2 separate regions of the Homo sapiens genome follow, and region 1 is linked to region 2. Evidence: chromatin contacts called from ENCODE Hi-C or POLR2A ChIA-PET data. All regions are on one chromosome and are shown on one strand. The core of a region is the stretch at or near the end of the contact, and the rest is flanking DNA. Distances in the headings are between cores, read along the strand shown. Region 1 overlaps SPTBN4 (spectrin beta, non-erythrocytic 4). Region 2 holds the start of SHKBP1 (SH3KBP1 binding protein 1).

What was found. Hi-C counts contacts between places; a loop is a spot of excess contacts on that map. ChIA-PET counts read pairs that join two places held with the same protein, here RNA polymerase II (POLR2A). Pooled maps may share reads with other maps.
Region 1: a loop to region 2 is called in a map of ascending aorta, with 2.0 times the contacts of the local background. The contact joins the enhancer-like site here to the promoter of SHKBP1 in region 2. A Hi-C loop is called at or near these places in 7 of 168 maps with a recorded cell type or tissue (GM11168, aorta, ascending aorta and 4 more), 6 of 37 single-sample maps with no recorded cell type and 16 of 50 pooled maps. POLR2A ChIA-PET finds 5 or more read pairs at or near these places in 19 of 52 experiments (A549, AG04450, B cell and 16 more).

Annotation. Positions count from the first base shown.
Region 1 is chr19:40,539,891-40,546,103 of GRCh38, reverse strand. The region is part of intron 20 of SPTBN4 (spectrin beta, non-erythrocytic 4); the gene reads right to left. Among named protein-coding and RNA genes, the nearest start is that of SHKBP1, 34 kb to the left of the region's middle. Within about 2 kb of position 4,708, at least 7 of the 41 ENCODE cell types and tissues checked have a DNase peak (open chromatin) inside an H3K27ac peak, as active enhancers do; they include ascending aorta, where a contact is called at or near this core.
Region 2 is chr19:40,571,930-40,578,284 of GRCh38, reverse strand. It overlaps SHKBP1 (SH3KBP1 binding protein 1), which reads right to left and starts at 1,412. Exons shown (of 18, transcript NM_138392.4): 1 at 1,300-1,412; 2 at 1,001-1,054; 3 at 844-889; 4 at 655-728; 5 at 73-131. The coding sequence starts at 1,385. SPTBN4 (spectrin beta, non-erythrocytic 4) reads right to left here. Exons shown (of 36, transcript NM_020971.3): 34 at 6,093-6,266; 35 at 5,905-5,947; 36 at 1,821-2,874. The coding sequence ends at 2,716. RefSeq lists silencers at 1,314-1,383, 1,404-1,583, 1,934-2,023.

The DNA.
Region 1 (6,213 bases), core at 3,459-5,958, 35 kb after region 2:
ACAGGCACACATCACCACGCCCGGTTAATTTTGATTTTTTTTTTTTTTTTTTTTGAGGCAGAGTCTCGCTCTTTCGCCCAGGCTGGAGTGCAATGGTGCTATCTTGGCTCACTGCAAGCTCCAAGCTCTGCCTCCTGGGTTCACGGCATTCTCCTGCCTCAGCCTCCCAAGTAGCTGGGACTACAGGTGCCCACCACCACGCCTGACTAATTTTTTTTGTATTTTTAGTAGAGATGGGGTTTCACCATGTTAGCCAGGATGGTCTCGATCTCCTGACCTTGTGATCTGCCTGCCTTGGCCTTCCAAAGTGCTGGGATTACAGGCGTGAGCCACCACGCCTGGCCAATTCTGAATTTTTAATAGAGATGGGGTTTCACCATGTTGGCCAGGCTAGTCTTGAACTCTTGACTACAGGTGATCCACCCACCTCGGCCTCCCAAAGTGCTGGGATTACAGGAGTGAGCCACTGCGCCTGGCCAAGGCATTCTTTTCTACACATTAGGTTGGCAAAAATGTAAAAGACTTATAGTATCTAATGCTGGCAAAGATGTTGGGAGATGGGCACACTCAGCCACTGTCAGTGGTGGCATAAATTGGTAGAGCCTTTTTAGAAGGCAATTTGGCAGGTCTTTGCATCAAAATGCAAAATATGCATCTGCTTGACCCAGCACTTGCATTTCTAGTAATATAACTAAAGAAATACTGTCATAGGCCAAGTGCAGTGGCTCACGCCTGTAATCCCAGCACTTTGGGAGGCCAAGGCAGGCAGATCACAAGGTCAGGAGTTTGAGACCAGCCTGGCCAACATGGTGAAACCCTGTCTCTACTAAAAATACAAAAATTAGCTAGGCGTGGTGATGCACGCCTGTAATCCCAGCTACTTGGGAGGCTGAGGCAGGAGAATTGCTTGAACTTGGGAGGTGGAGGTTGCAGTGAGCCGAGATCACGTCGCTGCAATTCAGCCTGGGTGACACAGCAAGACTCCATCCTGAAAAAAAAATTTTTAAATAATAATAATAAAAATTTTTTTAAGAAAAAAAAGAAATACTGGCACAGATGCACAAAGTTGTAGTATCACAGCAGAGTTTATAATGGGAAAAAACTGGAAGCAACCTCAATGCCCATCAAGAGAGAAATGGTTAAGTCAGGTGCAGCAGCTCATGCCTGTAATCCCAGCTACTTAGGAGGTTGAGGTGGGAGAAATGCTTGAGCCCAGGAGTTTGAGACCAGCCTGGGCAACACAGCTAGACCCCCTCTCTTAAAAAAAAATAAAAAATAAAAAAGAGTAAAATGGTTAAACAAATCCAGACCAGTATGGAAAAATAGCCAAGTGTTACTGTTAAGAAGAAAAAGCATGCTGGGTGCGGTGGCTCACGCCTGTAATCCTAGCACTCTGGGAGGCCAAGGCGCGTGGATCACCTGAAGTCAGGAGTTTGAGACCTGCCTGGCCAACATGGTGAAACCCCATCTCTACTAAAAACACAAAAAATTAGCCAGGCGTGATGGCAGACACCTGTAATCCCAGCTACTCGGGAGCCTGAGGCAGGAGAATCACTTGAACCCGGGAGGCAGAGGTTGCAGTGAGCCGAGATCATGCCACTGCACTCCAGCCCGGGCAACAAAAGCAAAACTCCATCTCAAAAAAAAAAAAAAAAAAAAAAAAGCCGGGCACAATGGCTCATGCCTGTAATCCCAGCACTTTGGAAGGCTGAGGCGGGCGGATCACGAGGTCAAGAGATAGACACCATGCTGGCCAACATGGTGAAACCCAGTCTCTACTAAAAATACAAAAAATTAGCCGGGCATTGTGGCAGGCGCCTGTTATCCCAGCTACTTGGGAGGCTGAGGCAGGAGAATTGCTTGAACCCGGGAGGCGGAGGTTGCAGTGAGCTGAGATCGCGCCATTGCGCTCCGGCTTTGGCAAAAAGAGCGAAACTCAGTCTCAACAACAAACAAACAAAAAAAAAAAAAAAAAAGAGGAAGAAGAAGAAGCAATTTAGAACCTACCTATGAATATAAATTTATAGTGGATTGCACATGCATAAAAATTCCCTGGAGTAAACAAGAAGTTCATAACAGATGGTACTTACTGGGGGAGGGGATGAGAACTTAATGAATGGGGAACAGGGATGAAGGCGATAATTTTCCCATGGGATTTCCCTAGAGGTTTTGATGTCTTCACCATGAAAATTTATTTATTCAAAAATTGAAATTAAACATGAAAAGCAAATAATATAAAAACATTAAACATCCATATAGGTACACTTGTAAATGCACAGAAAGAGGTCTAGATGGATGCACACCAAATAACTGAGGCTCTCTTTGGGATGTGGGATTGGGAGGCAGATAGGAGTGAGACTTTATGTTTTACTGAAGACTGCTCGGTTAGTAAAATTTTTTCCCAAAAGAATATATTCATATATTACCCTTGTAATTCTAAACAGATGGAGGAAAGCTAGAGAAGAAAACAAAATAACAATTAAAAAATTAAGTGGTAGCAGATTACCACAAATGACTGCAAAACAAAACCCCAAACTCAAGAACCAAGCCAAGACTTCTTGATTCAAAGTTCTGTAGTGCAGAGTTGTTGGTTTTGCCTGCCCAAAATCCATCCTCTCCTTCCAAATACATCAAAACTCACTCTCAGGTCCTGAGCTTCCTGAAGGGCAAATGAAACCTAGAGAGTCATGGGTAATCACATGACCCAAGTGGGGCCAAGCAGAACACTGAAAACACCCTGGTCATAAAGATTGGGTCAGATATGAGCACGTAACCTTAGATGGGCCAATGAAAACTCTTCCCACTTTTTCTTTTTTGGTAGAGGTGGGGTCTCGCTGTGTTGGCCAGGCGGGTCTCCAACTCCTGGCCTCAAGCAATCCTCCCATCTTGGCCTCCTAAAGTGTGGGATTACAGGTGTGAGCCACTGTGCCCGGCCACTCTCCCCATTTTCGCCAGGAAAATGTGTGTGCACAGAAGAGATGCTCTCTTTCCCATGGGCTTCCTAAGTTGGGAGGAGGTAGGCCGGGCATCCTGGGGTCATCCTGCCAACATCAGGGACTCCCTGACCATGAGGCCAACACAGAAGAAAGCGGTGCTCAGAAATGAAGACAAGGAGATTTGTGAAGACGTAATTTGAGTTACTGATCACTCCACCCCTCAGACCCCGAGCCAGCACCTTCATAAATTGAAGACATAATTTGTGAATTATGAAGACATAATTAGCTGAGATCGCGCCACTGCACTCCAGCCTGGGCAACAGAGTGAGACTCTGTCTCAAAAAACAAAAAAACAAAAACAAAAAAAAAAGGAAAGAAAGAAAGGATGGGGTCCCTTGCCTTGAGTCCCAATAAGGCAAGGACTGGGACTGTATAGTCCCTGAATGTGCACTCCTCTCCTAGGCCATGCTGAGCTGGATACAAAAACATGGGACAGAGAAGCAGAACAGGGGGGAGGAGGGTGTTTCCTTGGCCAGAGAAAGAGCTTTGCTTAGGGTGGGGGTGGGCCTGGAAAAAGTGTGGGGTCCCCAGGGACAGAGCCTGGCAGCTGCAAAGCCTCTAGTGCATTTTCTCATCTGGCAGGAGACCAGTCCCCCATCTCTCCAAGCAGGAGCCTGTGGCTGAGGCCGACCAGCTGGCCAGGTCCCTGAGGGCTGGGGAGCCAGGACTTGAGACTCCACCATCTGGCTTCTTGGCCAGGAAGCACAGCTTGGCAACAGGCCCCGAGAGAGGATTCTGGGTCACGTGGCCAGGACCTGGGAGGTGGGGTCCCAGAGAGCCTGCTGCAGCAGCGGGTGTGGTACGGGATGAGGGAGAGGACACAAGGAGGACATGAGGAACACGGGAAGGAGGCAGAGACAGAGAAGTCAAATAAAAAGAGACAGAGAGACTGGGGTGGTGGCTCATGCCTGTAATCCCAGAACTTTGGGAGGCCAAGGTAGGCAGATCACCTGAGGTCAGGAGTTCAAGACCAACCTGGCCAACATGGTGAAACCCCATCTCTACTAAAAATACAAAAATTAGCCGGGCGTGGTGGCTCACGCCTGTAATCACAACTACTTGGGAGGCTGAGGCAGGAGAATCGCTGGAATCCGGGAGGCGGAGGTTGCAGCGAGCTGAGACTGTGCCATTGCACTCCAGCCTGGGTGACAGAGTGAGATTCCGTCTCAAAAAGAAAAAATAAAAATAAAAAAATACAAAAATTAGCCAGGCATGGTGGCGGGTGCCTGTAATCCCAGCTACTGGGGAGGCTGGGGAATCGCTTGAACCTGGGAGGCGGAGATTGCAGTGAGCCAAGATCGCGCCACTGCACTCCAGCCTGGGTGACAGAGTAAGATTCTGTCTCAAAATAAATAAAGAGACAGAGAGAAGGGAGTGAGAGAGTAGGACAGAGAGGGACACAAAGGGAAGAGAGAGACACAGAGATGGCGACGGGAGGACAGGAGAGAGGCTGAGGGGGACAGATCGCTCACACACTGCACACCACTACACCCCTCAGACCCCGAGCCAGTACCTCCCTCAGCCCAGCCTGGCCCCAGTGCCCTAAGGGTGGATGGGACAGCCAGGAAACGTGCCAGGCTGGATGGCAGCCAACCCCTCTCCTGTGTATGCCCCAGGGGACAGCAGGGCCTTGGCAGGTCCCTTCCCCAGTAGCAGCTCCTGAGGGGCAGCTGGGCTCCGTCTGGGTGCCCTGGCCCACACAGTCACTTCCTGCCTCGGGCTCCCTCTGCTGGGAAAAGGGCCCAGGAGTCTCGTGCTGGAGCCTGCCTCTGGCACCCATCACTGTGTGACCCCAGGGCCACTCCCTTGTCTCCTCTGGGCTTCAGCCCCTCCCTTGAACAATGGGGACCCCCATCTCATGGTTTGCTGGGCTTGGTTGAGACTGAACCCCCTACAGGGAGGGAAGAGCTAACTCTGTACTCTGGCTAAAGCAGGAGGCCCCAACTCCTTCCTCTAAAACCTAAATAGTACAAAAGAAGGTCAAAGATGGTCAAGCTCGCCAGTAGCATTGGAAAAAAATACAAATACACACACTGCAGTGAGATACCACTTCCCAGCCATCGGACTGAGAAAGATCTAAAATGTCTGACAAAACCAAGTGTTGGCAAGGACGAGAGGAAACAGGAGCTCATGTGTACTGCTGGGGAGAGAGTGAGCAGCCACAGAAGGACCTGGGCAGGCAATTTGGCAAAAGCAAGTGAGCTAAAGATGGTTCTAACTTTTAACACTATATAAATATTTCATTTACCACCTCCAAATTACTTTTCTTTTTTTTTTTTTTTTTTTTTTTTTTGAGATGGGGGTCTCACTCTGTCGACCAGATTGGAGTGCAGTGACACGATCACAGCTCACTGCAGCTTCAACCTCCTGGGCTCAAGTGATCCTCCCACTTCAGCCTTCTGAGTAGCTGGGAACACAGGCATGTGAATCTCGCTATGTTGCCCAGGCTGGTCTGGAACACCTGGGCTCAAGCGATCCTCCTGCCTTGGCCTCACAAAGTGCTGGGATTACAGGCATGAGCCACTGTGCCCAATCATCCATGTTGCTTTTTTAAAATGTGTTTTGGGGCCAGGTGCAGTGGCTCACGCGAATAATCCCAGCACTTTGAGGGGCTAAGGCAGGAGGACTGTTTGAGCCCAGGAGTTTGTGACCAGCCTGGGTAACATAGTGAGACCCCATCTATCAAAAAATAAAAATAAATTAAAATTAAAAAGCAGCATGGAGAGGGGTAAATGCCCCAAATGGAATATGAACAAAAACAAATGAAGTAACCGTGTATCACATAAGTAACAACCAAAGGGAAGGTGAAACAACTAGCTTTTGAAAACAGTAGAGTGATGGTGATATGCTCTCAGTTTTATGACAGTTAAAATTAAAGACTGGCCAGGCACGGTGGTTCATGCCTATTATCCCAGCACTTTGGGAGGCCGAGGCGGGCGGATCACTTGAGGTCAGGAGTTTGGGACCAGCCTGGACAACATGGCGAAACCCCATCTCTACTAAAAATACAAAAATTAGCCGGGTATGGTGGCGGGTGCCTATAGTCCCAGCTACTCGGGAGGCTGAGGCAGGAGAATCACTTGAACCCAGGAGGCAGAGGGTTGCAGTGAGCCGAGATTGTGCCACTGCGCTCCAGCCTGGGTGACAAGAACAAAACTTGGTCTAAAAAAAAAAAAATTAAAGACCTGTGAATAAATACTGAATCTTAGATTTGTTG
Region 2 (6,355 bases), core at 163-2,662:
GAAGAGGGGCAGGTAGCATCACAGAGTTGGTTTTCTATACAATGAGGATGATAGCTGGGGGCTCCCACTTACCCAGAGGAGTGAGCCCATAGAACTGGGCTTCATGGAGGAGGCTGGAACCGTGGACACCCCTGGGTAGTAGAATTGACTAGAGGTCAGGGTCTAGGTGTGGGGGTGAACAGAGAATGCTGAGAGGGTAATTTTCAAAACTGCACAGAGAATGTCAAGGGGTAGAAAGTTTTGATGGAATAAAGATGCTAAGGAGTGATGATATGGGTGGAGGAAATGTTGAGTGTGTGTGTGTGTGTGTGTGTGTGTGTGTGTGTGTGTGTGTGTAGGGAGAAATCGAAGGACATAAAATTTTAACATGATCAAGATTCTCATGAAGTTTTGCCTGTTTGCTTTTTTAGAGAAGGGGTCTCGCTATGTTGCCCAGGCTAGTCTCCAAATCCTGGGCTCAAGTGATCCTCCCACCTCGGCCTCCCAAAGTGTTGGGATTACAGGCGTGAGCAATCCCGGCGCGCCCGGCCTGTGATCAAGGTTCTGAATGAGAATTCTAATAGAATGGAGCTCACGTGGACATTCAGAGGAGGTGAAAGAACTCCTCAGGGACTGAAGACAGTGAGGGACTCCCTCCCCTTTTTCCATGCCAACCTGGGATCCAACTCTTTGGTGCGCAGGAAGTTGAGGATGGGGGCGAAGACTGTAGGGTCCCTGTCGATGAAGATCTGCGGGAAAGGGGGGCAGAGGATGGATGGGGTAAAAGGCAGGACTGAGTGGGGTCCTGCCCCTCTTCCTACCAACCCCTCCCCCCCATCCCATTTCAGTTCTTGTCCGACTCACTGCTCCGGTCTCATCTTTCAGCGTCGAGATGCGTCCGCTCAGAAGACTGCAGGGAAGGGACACCGAGCAGGCGTCACGGGCCGGGGGAGTGGATATTAGGTCTCCCACGCCCTCTCCATCCCTCCTACCCTCGCCCCAAACTCGCTCTCCCGATCACCTGGAGAAGAAGGAGTCTGGGATCCAGGTGAGAGTCTGGCGAGAGGTACTGAATCTGGGCGGGGAAGGTAAACGGACGCAAGAGATGAAGAGGAGCGGGTGAGGAATGCGTCCCCCTCCCGCAGGATCCAGGGTTCCCTCCCCTTCCCCCTCCCCCGGCGTTTTTCCAGAATCTCGCGCCTCCAAAGGGGGGGGGGGCGGAGCAACCCTTGATGGACAGGGATTCCCCCAGGAGAGGCGGATACTCCCACCCCGCTTCCCGCCCCCGAGGATGGGACCTCAGGAGTCTCCCACACTCACCTCTTGCCTCCCACATTCAGATGAATGACTTCCCCGGGAGGCCCCCGACTGGGGACCCCCTCGGCTGCAGTAGCCGCTGCTGCCATGGCCCCCGGGCGAGCCGGCTGGCCCGCACCCACTTCCGGGTGTGCACCCGGACCCCGCCTCCATAGGCTGCTCATTGGGCCAGAGACTCCAGGAGTCACTAGCGATTGGACAGAGCGCCTGCCCATCGCGGTTAACTTTTCCGCCTCCTTAAAGGGGTCCGCCTTTCCTGAACTTGACGGGGCGGACCCGGAGTCTCCTTTGGGGAAGTTTATTACGAAGCATAACGAAATATTCTCCATCCCTCTAGGTTCTCGTCAAGGGGCGTGTGTTTAGACCCCGAAATTAAGTCCACATAAAAGGGTACATCTGGATGTTCTCCGCAGCCACGGTACCCCCGTGCCCCTCTCCCCACCCCGCACCCACCCCTACAGCCACCACAGCCCTCCTTTCAATCCTCCCGGGCGCAGCCCAGAAAACCCAAACAAAGGACCATAGACCGTCAAAGCCAAAGGGTTTATTATAGGTACATACAGTGTGCGCCCGCCACACCGCCCCACACCCCCGGGCCCCAGCGGCTTCTCCAGGCGGCCATGGGGACTGCCCACAACCCAATCCCCCGACTCCCCAGGGAGGTGCTCCAGCCAGAAGCATGCAGGGGTGGGCTTCCCCTCGCCCCTCCCCTCATGAAGTGGCATTTACAACTGGAGGGGGGAGGAGAGAGGAAAACAGTTTTGAGCTTTGACGCCCCTCCCATTAAAAGCCTTCGCGGATGCGGGGCGGGGGAGGAGGAGATCGACGTTTTGCAAAAATAAACTAAGTCAGGAATTAACCGCATGGCTCTGAGGCGGCGGAGTGCAGGGGGCTAGGGCCCCTTCACTCCCCCCTCCCAGACAGAGATCAAGGCAGCATTGGAAGTGAGGTAAAGGCGGGGAGGGGGTGTCCCCTCCCTGCCCCCTAGCACCCTGGATGGTCCAGGGGACCTCACCAGCGCCCCCGTGCCCATCCCTAGGGCAGAGAGGGGGGCAGGAATTACTGCCCCCACCACCCCAGCTTCTTGGGGCAGGATCTGCAGATCGGGGCTGGGGGCTTGGCTCAACTGGCCCCCTGCCCACCCCCATCAAGCTCAGTTATTGCATAAAAATAAGGGACCCCCAGCACCTGGGGTGGGGGTGGTGAGTGGGAAGGGGCCGAGATATGGCTATAGGGGCAGCAATCTCCCCACCACTTCTTGGGGTGCAGGAGAAGTCCCCTCCTTTCCGGTGCCCACCATGTCACGCGTCCTCAGTGTTGGAACTAGGGGCTCCCGCCCCTGCGGAAGAAAAAGTGTCTTTGTGCCCACAGTGCGGAAAAGAGGGGAGACGAGATGTGTCAGGTCCTGGGGGTGGGAAGTCACTTCCTGCGCCCGCTGGCCCTGCGATCTCCGCCTTCCCTCTTAGGGTTGCCCTCATCTGTGGATGAAGTAGTGGGTAGTGTCTGGCCCCAGCGGGCGATCTCTGCGTGTTCCGCCACCGAGGAAGCTACAGCCTCCAGCCAGCCGTTCATCTCCTCCTGGGGGAAGAAACAGGGCACAGAGGCCGTATTTGGAAGAGAGAAGCTGGAATAATAGGTGAATTTCAGATCAGACTACCCTCTCTGAAATTCAGTTTTCTCATCTATTAAAAAGGGATGATGATGATGATGCAGTTACATAGCAATATGTGCCAGGCTCTGTTCCAAACACTTTAGTGGATTAATTCCCTTAAACCTATGCAATAGGATTGTATATACTTCCTACTACAGAGATAAATGACACAAACAATGATAATAATATGGGCAGGCACTACTAGAGCACTGATATTTACTAGGCCCTGTGCTAAGTATCAGTTTATCATGTATCAATTAAACATGGAGCAATTTAATTCTCACAGTAACCCTATGATAAGAGACTTTTTTTTTTTTTTTTTTGAGACAGAGTCTTGCTCTGTCCCCCAGGCTGGAGTGCAATGGCTCGATGTCAGCTCACTGCAACCTCCATCTCCCAGGTTCAAGAGATTCTTGTGCCTCAGTCTCCTGAGTGTCTGGGACTACAGGCACGTGCCACCATGCCTGGCTACTTTTTGTATTTTTAGTAGAGATGGGGTTTCGCCACGTTGGCCACACTGGTCTTGAACTTCTGACCTCAAATGATCTGCCCACCTCAGCCTCCCAAAGTGCTGGAATTACAGGTGTGAGGCACCATGCCAGGCCAAGAAACTATTTTTAATCTTCATTGTGCAGATAAGTAAAAGAAGGCATGTAGTGGGTAAAGGCCTACTTCTGGCCGGGTGTGGTGGCTCATGCCTGTAATCCCAGCACTTTGGGAGGCTGAGGCGGGTGGATCACCTGAGGTCAGGAGTTTGAGACCAGCCTGACCAACATGGAGAAACCCCGTCTCTACTAAAAATACATAAATTAGCCGGGCATGGTGGCGCAAGCCTGTAATCCCAGTCACCCAGGTAGCTGAGGCAGGAGAGTCGCTTGAACCCGGGAAGTGGAGGTTGCAGTGAGCTGAGATTGCGCCATGGCACTCCAGCCTGGGTGACAAGAGAGAAACTCTGTCTCAAAAAAAAAAAAAGCCCACTTCTTCATTGCATCTTGTGAAGATTGAATGAGATAACAAGTGTTAGTTATTACTCTCAACATCTCTTCAAACCACCTTTATGCTTGCCTCTCTCAGACTCCTCTTCCTCCTCTCCCCACAGGCCTGTGTGGCCCAGCCATGCGCTCTCCCACTTGGGTCCCTGCCCTGGCCGCGGCCTGGGCTACCCACCCAGGTAGCCAAAGGAATCTTTTTTTGTTTTGTTTTGTTTTGTTTTGTTTTGTTTGTTTGTTTTGTTTTGAGATGGAGTCTCGCTCTGTCGCTCAGGCTGGAGTGCAGTGGCGCAATCTCAGCTCACTGCAAGCTCCACCTCCCGGGTTCAAGCCATTCTTCTGCCTCAGCCTCCCAAGTAGCTGGGACTACAGGCGCCCGCCACCATGCCCAGCTAATTTTTTTGTATTTTTAGTAGAGACGGGGTTTCACCGTGTCAGCCAGGATGGTCTCGATCTCCTGACCTTGTGATCTGCCCGCCTCGGCCTCCCAAAATGCTGGGATTACAGGCGTGAGCCACCATGCCCGGCCTGTTTATTTTGTTTTTGAGATGGAGTTTTGCTCTTGTTACCCAGGCTGGAGTGCAATGGCGCTGTCTCAGCTCACTGCAACCTCTGCCTTCCGGGTTCAAGCAATCCTCCTGCCTCAGCCTCCCGAGTAGCTGGGATTACAGGCATGCACCATAAGAGATGGGGTTTCTCCATGTTGGTCAGGCTGGCCTCAAACTCCTGACCTCAGGTGATCCACCCGCCTCGGCCTCCCGAAGTGCTGGGATTACAGGCGTAAGCCACTGCGCCCAGCCAGGAATCTTTTTTACACATCACTGTAATCCCCCCTAGCTCTCCAGTGCCCTTAGGTAAAAAATCCAATCTCCTCCAAATGGCCCATCCTGTCCTGAGACACCTATCTCCTGGGAACCTTTCTGGGACCTTCTTCCATGAACTCTGCCCTCCAGCAGTTAACCCTTTGCAATACTGCACCTCTGGTCCTCTGCACTTGCAGTTCCCTCTACCTAGATCACCCACCCCCTCTTGTTTTTGAGACAGAATCTCACTCTGTCACCCAGCCTGGAGTGCCATAGTACAATCACAGCTCATTGTAGCCTTGACCTCCCTGGTTCAGGTGATCCTTCCACTCGGCCTCCTGAGTAGCTGGGACCACAGGCATGTGCCACCACTCCCGGCTAATTTATTATTATTATTACCCATAGAGATGGGATCTTTCCGTGTTGCCCAGGCTGATCTTGAAGTCCTGGGCTCAAGCAGTCTCCTGCCTTGGCCTCCCAAAGTGCTGGGATTACAGGCCTGAGCCATGGTGCCCAACCTGAATCACTCCTTTTTTTAGACCCCCACTGTCCCTCTGAATCACCCTTTTTATTTTTATTTTATTTTCGAAGGAAGTCTCGCTGTTGTCCCCCAGGCTTGAGTGCAATGGCTCCATCTCAGCTCACTGCAACCTCCGCCTTCCAGGTTCAAACGATTCTCCTGCCTCTGCCTCCCAAGTAGCTGGGATTAAGGCACCTGCCACCATGCCCAGTTAATTTTTGTATTTTTTAGTAGAGACGGGGTTTCACCATGTTGGCCAGGCTGGTCTCAAACTCCTGACCTCAGGTGATCTGCCCGTCTTGGCCTCCCAAAGTACTGGGATTACAAGCGTGAGCCACCGCGCCTGGCCAAATCACCCCTTTTTAAAGCGAACTCCCTCCATTCCAGTCTCACCTGAGTGACCACGGCAAAGATGTTGGACTTTGTCATCAGGATCTGCAGGCAGCCCTCCCTGAAGCCCTTCCCACTCCCCACTGGGTTAGGAACCTCCTTTGGGCTCTCAGTGCCTGTGGGCTTTCCCATTACAGCCCTGATAACTCTGGCCTGTGAGTGTCCCTTCTCACAGCCCCATCACTCTGGGTCAGGAGCCAGACAGCCAGGTCATTACTGAGGTCCACACAGAGGGAGGAAAGGACCAGATCTCACCTCATCTTTTGCCTGGAGCAAAAACTCACTGCCATCCTGGGTCCTGCAGGAAGGGACACAGGACTTCAGAGATCTGGGGAAGGGGCCCAGCCCACCTGCCCACCAAGTGTCCCCCAGGGAAGCCAGGGTCCCACTGGGAGTTGAAGCTGAGCCTTGGATCCCTCCCTCCTGCCCATTGGGGGGCTCACTGGAGCTTGAAGACATGCTTCTTTTTCTTGTAGTCACTAGCCACCTCGCTGGTGGCCTTGTGCAGGCTGAGCAGCGGTTCCCCACCGTGTGTGCTCCCGGATGCCGGGCCCTTGGAGTCCTTGTAGAAGCCCAGTTCCCCCTTACTAAGCACACAGTACAGGCTCACCCACGACCTGGAGCGACAAGATGGGGCTCAAGGCAGAGCCGCAGCACTCTGCCTAATAACTCTTCATTAACATCCTCAAGGTCTGAATATGTCTGA